2 separate regions of the Homo sapiens genome follow, and region 2 is linked to region 1. The links are chromatin loops, found by intact Hi-C in ENCODE. Cell type or tissue: dorsolateral prefrontal cortex. All regions are shown on one strand. Links, peaks and the distances in the headings refer to the core of each region. The heading gives the core; the rest is flanking DNA.

Region 1 (2,911 bases), core at 130-2,629:
AAGAGTCTGAGGCTGCAGTGAGCTATGATTGTGCCACTGCACTCTAGTCTCGGCAACAGAGCAAGATCCCGTCCTTAAGATAAAAATTAAGGGAAAAGAAAAGAGGGCTCAGTGACTCATGCCTGTGATCCTAGCACTTTGGAAGGCCAAGATGGGAGGGTTGTTTGAGCCCAGGAGTTCAAGATCAGCCTGGGCAACACAGTGAAACCCCATCTTTACAAAACATTTTTAAAAAATGAAAAATAAAAAAAATTAGCCAGGCGTGGTGTGCGCCTATAGTCTCAACTTCTTGGAAGGCTGAGGTGGGTGGATTGCTTGAGCCTGGGAGATTGAGGCTGCAGTGAGTCATAATCGTGCCACTGCACTCCAGCTTGGGTGACAGAGCAAGACCTTGTCTCATTAAAAAAAAAAAAAAAAGAAAAGAAAAGGGAAAAAAAGGTGAAATTTGGAGTCAGGCAGAACTGGACTCAGGCTCTGGATCTGTGGATAGAGTAAAAGAAAATTAAGCCCTAGTATCCCCATCTTTGCTGAATTTCTAGTCCAGGTAAGAAGACCAGGCCAGGTGCAGTGGCTCACAACTGTAATCCCAGTACTTTGGGACACCTGAGGCAGGTGGATCACTTGAGGTCAGGAGATTGAGACCAGCCTGGCCAACATGGTGAAATCCCGTCTAATAAAAATTAGCCAGGCATGGTGGTGGGTGCCTGTAGTCTCAGCTACTTGGGAGGCTGAGGCACGAGAATCGCTTGAACCCAGGAGACAGAGGTTGCAGTGAGCTGAGATCACACCACAGCACTCCAGCTTGGGTGACACAGCAAGAGTCTGTCTCAAAAAAACCAAAAACACAAACAAAAAAACAACAACAAGCAAATAAACCAAAAACTAGCCACCCAGAAAATCAGCTGGCATTCCTAGTGTCATAGCAAAAAGATCATTTGCCTGGGCAACGGGGACCTCAGTTCTGGTAGCAACTGATTAATCTCCAAGCCTTTTGCGGGCAGGGTAGGGATCTTGTGTGTTTTGCTTTCCATTTATTTCCAGTGTCCAGCACTATGCTGAAGACTGAGTGATAAATTAGCATTGAATGAAGGACGGAGTATGACTTTGGGCTAGGCTGTTGAGCACTGCAGCTTCTAGGTGTAAGAAGTGGGTGTAATAACCTTTGTCACAGGATGTGTGTGTTGTTTCAATGATGTAAGGGAAGGGCTTTATCCACTGGGTCACCTGTCTGGATGCAACGTGATGGTTTTCTCCAGCCAGGCGCTGTGCCTTGTGGATAAACAAGAAGGCTCTGAGGCCAGACAGGCTTGGGAGACCCCAACCCTGCCACTTACAATCTGTGTGGACTTCAATGAGGTGCTTAAATTCAACATCTAGTAAGCTGTCAATAACAGCTACTCAATAAAGCGTCCTGCCAGGGCGGGGACTTCGCTTTGCCACATTTGAGCATCTCCCGCCAGCTTTGTACTGTTTTCTGTTTGCCCACTAGAGGTCAGGCTAACCCCAAAGTTCAAAGCTCCTAAACCCAGCCCAAAACACCATTTCTAAAGTGTCCAGGCAGGGCGCGGTGGCTCACGCCTGTAATCTCTGCACTTTGGGAAGCTGAGGCGGGAAGATCACTGGAGCCCAGGAGTTCCAGACCAGCCTGAGCAACAAAGTGAGAGCTCCAAAATACGAAAAAATTAGCCAGCAGTTGTGACGAGGGCCTATTGTCCCAGCTATTTGGGAGGCTAAGCTGGGAGGATTGCTTGAGCCCTGGAGGTTTAGGCTGGCTGCAGTGAGCTATGATTGTGCTGTTTCACTCCAGCCTGGGAAACAGAGCGAGACCCAGCCTGAAAAAAGTGTCGGGAGGGGAAGATGACTTAACCTGTGAAACCGCGCTGGTCATACAAACACATTTTCCAAGGTTGCTCTCTGTCCTTCTCAACCAACCCTCGGATTTTATCACTAGACTAAGAGAATGGAGATTTGTATGGAGGGCAAATTTATTGAGTTACTTCTGAGAAATCATCAGGGAACAAAGGACACAAAAGAAAGCGAAAGCTGGAGGTAATAATAACAATTTCCGAGTATTGACGATGTATTGGGAACTTAAATAATTTTACACTTATTAACTGATTTCATGATTGTAACACTCTATGGGGTAGGTATAGTTTCATGTTACAGATGAAAAGCCGGCACGGAGATGTAGCACTGGGCTCTTAATCACAGTGTGATGCTGAGATTGGCAAGAGCCTGACTGCCATTAGGAACCAGCTGATATATTTCAGGCCTGGGATCTATGAAATACAAAAGGCTTTGAGCATTTCCCAGGTGCAGATATTTTTGTTGTTGTTGTTTGTTGTTTTGAGATGGAGTCTTGCTCTGTTGCCCAGGCTGGAGTGCAGTGGGGTGCTCTTGACTCACTGTAACCTCCACCTCCTGGGTTCAGGTGATTCTCCTGCCTCAGCCTCCTTAGTAGCTAGGACTGTAGGTAGGTGCAACCATGCCCGGCTAATTTTTGTGTTTTTAGTAGAGACAAGATTTTGCCACGTTGGACACACTGGTCTTGAAGTCCTGCCCTCAGGTGATCTGCCTGCCTCGGCCTCCCAAAGTGCTGAGATTACAGGTGTGAGCCACCGTGCCCGGCCCCCAGGTGCGGATGTTTTTGGTCTTTGAGACACATCTTTTGGGTTCGTTGAACCAGGGAGAAAACTCTCCACCTCCCTCCTTCATTTATCTCTGTCTGTGGCTCTTTGGGGGTCACACAGACATGGGTTCAAATCTTGGCACTGCTGTTTGCCAGCCGTGTGGCCTGGGTAAGTATGTACTTTGCTGAGCCTCAGTTTCTTCTACTGTAAAATGTAGAATTTTTCTCACAGGCCACTCTCCAATCTCTCTGACTCCTCTTCTGTCTCCTCTGGAATGTGAG
Region 2 (2,911 bases), core at 137-2,636, 370 kb after region 1:
TCCCTGGTCCACACTGGCCCATCAGTTTTTCTTTCCCGGGATTTTAGATTCCTAGGATATTCTACATGTGAGAATTAGACATGGAGACTTGAGAAGCATCAACAAGGCTGAGAGAGGTGGTGCTGATGCGTATCTGCAGAGAGATGTCATCGAGAAGCAGGGATGACAGGCTGGGGGCCCCCCTACAACCCCCCAGATGGAGCCATGGTTATCAGACTGCTGGAAGCTCTCTCATTCAGGTGGCACTTCTTGCCTCTGGGTGTCTTGAGATACACAGAAACAAGCCATGTCTTCTCAGCAAATACCCGCTTTACTCACTCTGGCTTGACAATCTACTTGCAGCAGATGGAAGGTTGTAAAACTTAAATTCCTGACATTTCATTTTCCTTGATATAATTTATTTTCTTGAGAAAAATGAACCTTATCTTGTCTTGTAACATACTACCTTCTGAGAATTGAAGGCAGAGGCTGCGGAAGAGCAGTAAGTCACTTCATTGAGGAGAGACCTGGAAAATTCGGGAAGGTGGAAGAAGGGCCTCACGAGGATCTGGGAAGATGAGTTGGCAAAAAAAAAAAAAAAAACACGCTGCAATCAGAATTGCATATGAAAGAAGGAAAGGTTGAAGGCTTGGTGGGGGCAGGGAAGTGACATAATTGCGATAGAACCAAAGAGAAGGCAGGAATCCAAGATCAGACAGCAAATGTCAAAAAGGTTCTCTGGAAGAGGATTAAGGAAACAGGTAGCAAACACTTTGAGCTATCTGTGAACCATATGATAAAGGAACTCACCATATGGTGCAGGAAGATAGCAAAGCAGGCTGAAGTACAGGGAAGTGCTTTTGTCTGTAGGATTATATAACCACATCTAATGTATGTATGTATATGTCTGTGTGTGAATACATACCACTAATGAGATTAAAATTAGTAGAGACTCCCACAACAGAAGCTCAGACTTTAGAGAAGGCCTTTGTTCCTGGCATGAACTAAGCTGCCTTTTAATCTCCTCAGGCAATTTCTTCCTGTTAAAATCTGGTGCCGGGCTTGGCTCCAGCAGATGATGCTGTGAGGCCAGGTGTGGTGGCTCAAGCCTGTAATCCCATCACTTTGGGAGGCTGAGGCAGGCGGATCACTTGAGGCCAGGAGTTCGAGACCAGCCTGGCCAACATGGTGAAACCCTGTCTCTATTAAAAACATAAAAATTACTTGGGCGTGGTGGCAGGCGTTTGTAATCCCAGCCACTCGGGAGGCTGAGGCAGGAGAATTGCTTGAACCTGGGAGGTGCAGTGACTCAAGATCACCCCACTGCACTCCAGCCTGGGCAACAGAGCAAGACTCTGTCTCAAAAAGGAAAAAAAAAAAAAAAAAAAAGGGACACTGAGGTCTGGGGCCTGGAACTCTGGAATGCTCTCTCATGCTCACAGAGCATGGTAGTTAAGCACCCTGGCCTTTGGGAAGAAAAGTTTGGAGGCTGCAGAGGGAGGTGCTATTGAGATGCTGGAGCTGGAACATAGGGCTGACTTCTCCATCAAAACCCACCAGGCACAGTGCTCAGGGCCCATGCTGTTTTCAAGGTTCATAAGGCACTTTAATTTTTTTTTTTAAATCACAAGGAAAAAAGTGAACCTAGGTGGAAGTACATGTTTTAATATGTAATATTAATATATTTGTCTTCATACCAATGCAGTCATGAGATACCATTTTTTGCTTTTTTTTTCATGGAAGAAGGAGAAACCCACAAATGTCATTATGCAGCTTTCTAAATATATAAGAGACAGGGTGTCCCTCTGCTGTCCAGGCTGGAGTGCAATGGTGTAATCATAGCCACTTCAGCCTCGAACTCCTGGGCTCAACCTCTCTTCCTGCCCCAGCCTCCAGAGTAGCTAGGACTACAACTGTGTGCCAGTGTGTCTGGCTTTTTTTTTTTTCCTTTGAGACGGAGTCTCGCTCTGTCGCCCAGGCTGGAGTGCAGTGACATGATCTCGACTCACTGCAACCTCTGACTCCCAGGTTCAGGTGATTCTCCTGCCTCAGCCTCTTGAGTAGCTGGGATTACAGGCATGCGCCACCACGCCCGGCTAATTTTTATTTGTATTTTTAGTAGAGATGGGGTTTCACTATGTTGGCCAGGCTGGTCTCAAACTCCTGACCTCGTGATCTGCCTGCCTCAGCCTCCCAAAGTGCTGCAATTACAGGTATGACCCACTGCATCCAGCTGTGTCTGGCTAATTTTTAAACACATTTTTAGAGATCAGGTCTTGCTATGTTGCTCAGGCTGGGCTGGTCTTGAACTCCTGAGCTCAAGCAATCCTCCAGGCTTGGCCTCTAGAGGCTCTGGGATTATAGCCATGAGCCACCACACCTGGCCTCATTAGGTAGCTCTTGTAATCGTTTTGTAACTGCTGTTTCAAAAAAGTCAAAAAGAGAGAAAGGGAAGGAAGGAAGAAAGAAAGGAAAAAAGGAAGAGGAAAGAGTAGTGGTTTGGACTGGGCATGGTGGTTCACTCCTATAATCCTAGCACTTTGAGAGGTCAAGGCAGGAGGATTCCCTGAGCCCAGGAGTTCGAGACCAGCCTGGGCAACAAAGTGGGACCCTGTCTCTACAAAAACAATAAAAAAATTAGCTGGGTGTGGTGGCATGTGCCTGTAGTCCCAGCTACTTGGGAGACTGAGATGGGAGGATTGCTTGAGCCTGGGAGGTTGAAGCTGCAGCGAACCATGGTCACGTCACTGCACTCCAGCCTGGGTGACAGAGTGAGACTCTTGTCAAAAAAAAAAAAAAAATTTAAACTAGGGGTTTGGGAAGATGTGTGGACCCCAAAGTGGAGAAGAGATGGCAAGAGGCAACTGAAATCACAAAACCAGCTTTCAAGGTCCCGCCTCCTTCTTGGAGAAGTCACTTAACCTCTCTGCCT

The links. Hi-C counts contacts between places; a loop is a spot of excess contacts. Peaks named below come from ENCODE experiments on the same cell type or tissue, not always from the same donor. Only the 100,000 strongest peaks of a DNase experiment are listed, where the experiment ranks them.
Region 2: a loop joins it to region 1, with 2.8 times the contacts of the local background. A loop is called at or near these places in 1 of 110 quality-filtered maps.

The regions. Positions count from the first base shown.
Region 1 is chr16:24,503,515-24,506,425 of GRCh38, reverse strand. No RefSeq gene overlaps it. Among named protein-coding and RNA genes, the nearest start is that of RBBP6, 35 kb to the left of the region's middle. In dorsolateral prefrontal cortex, for the core only: CTCF peaks have their summits at 1,307 and 1,508 (motif pointing right); a DNase peak (open chromatin) is centred at 1,485.
Region 2 is chr16:24,133,768-24,136,678 of GRCh38, reverse strand. All of the region lies in intron 9 of PRKCB (protein kinase C beta), which reads right to left. Among named protein-coding and RNA genes, the nearest start is that of MIR1273H, 68 kb to the left of the region's middle. RefSeq lists an enhancer at 528-1,063. In dorsolateral prefrontal cortex, for the core only: no CTCF peak of the experiment used is centred there; no DNase peak of the experiment used is centred there; H3K27ac peaks cover 1,113 bases.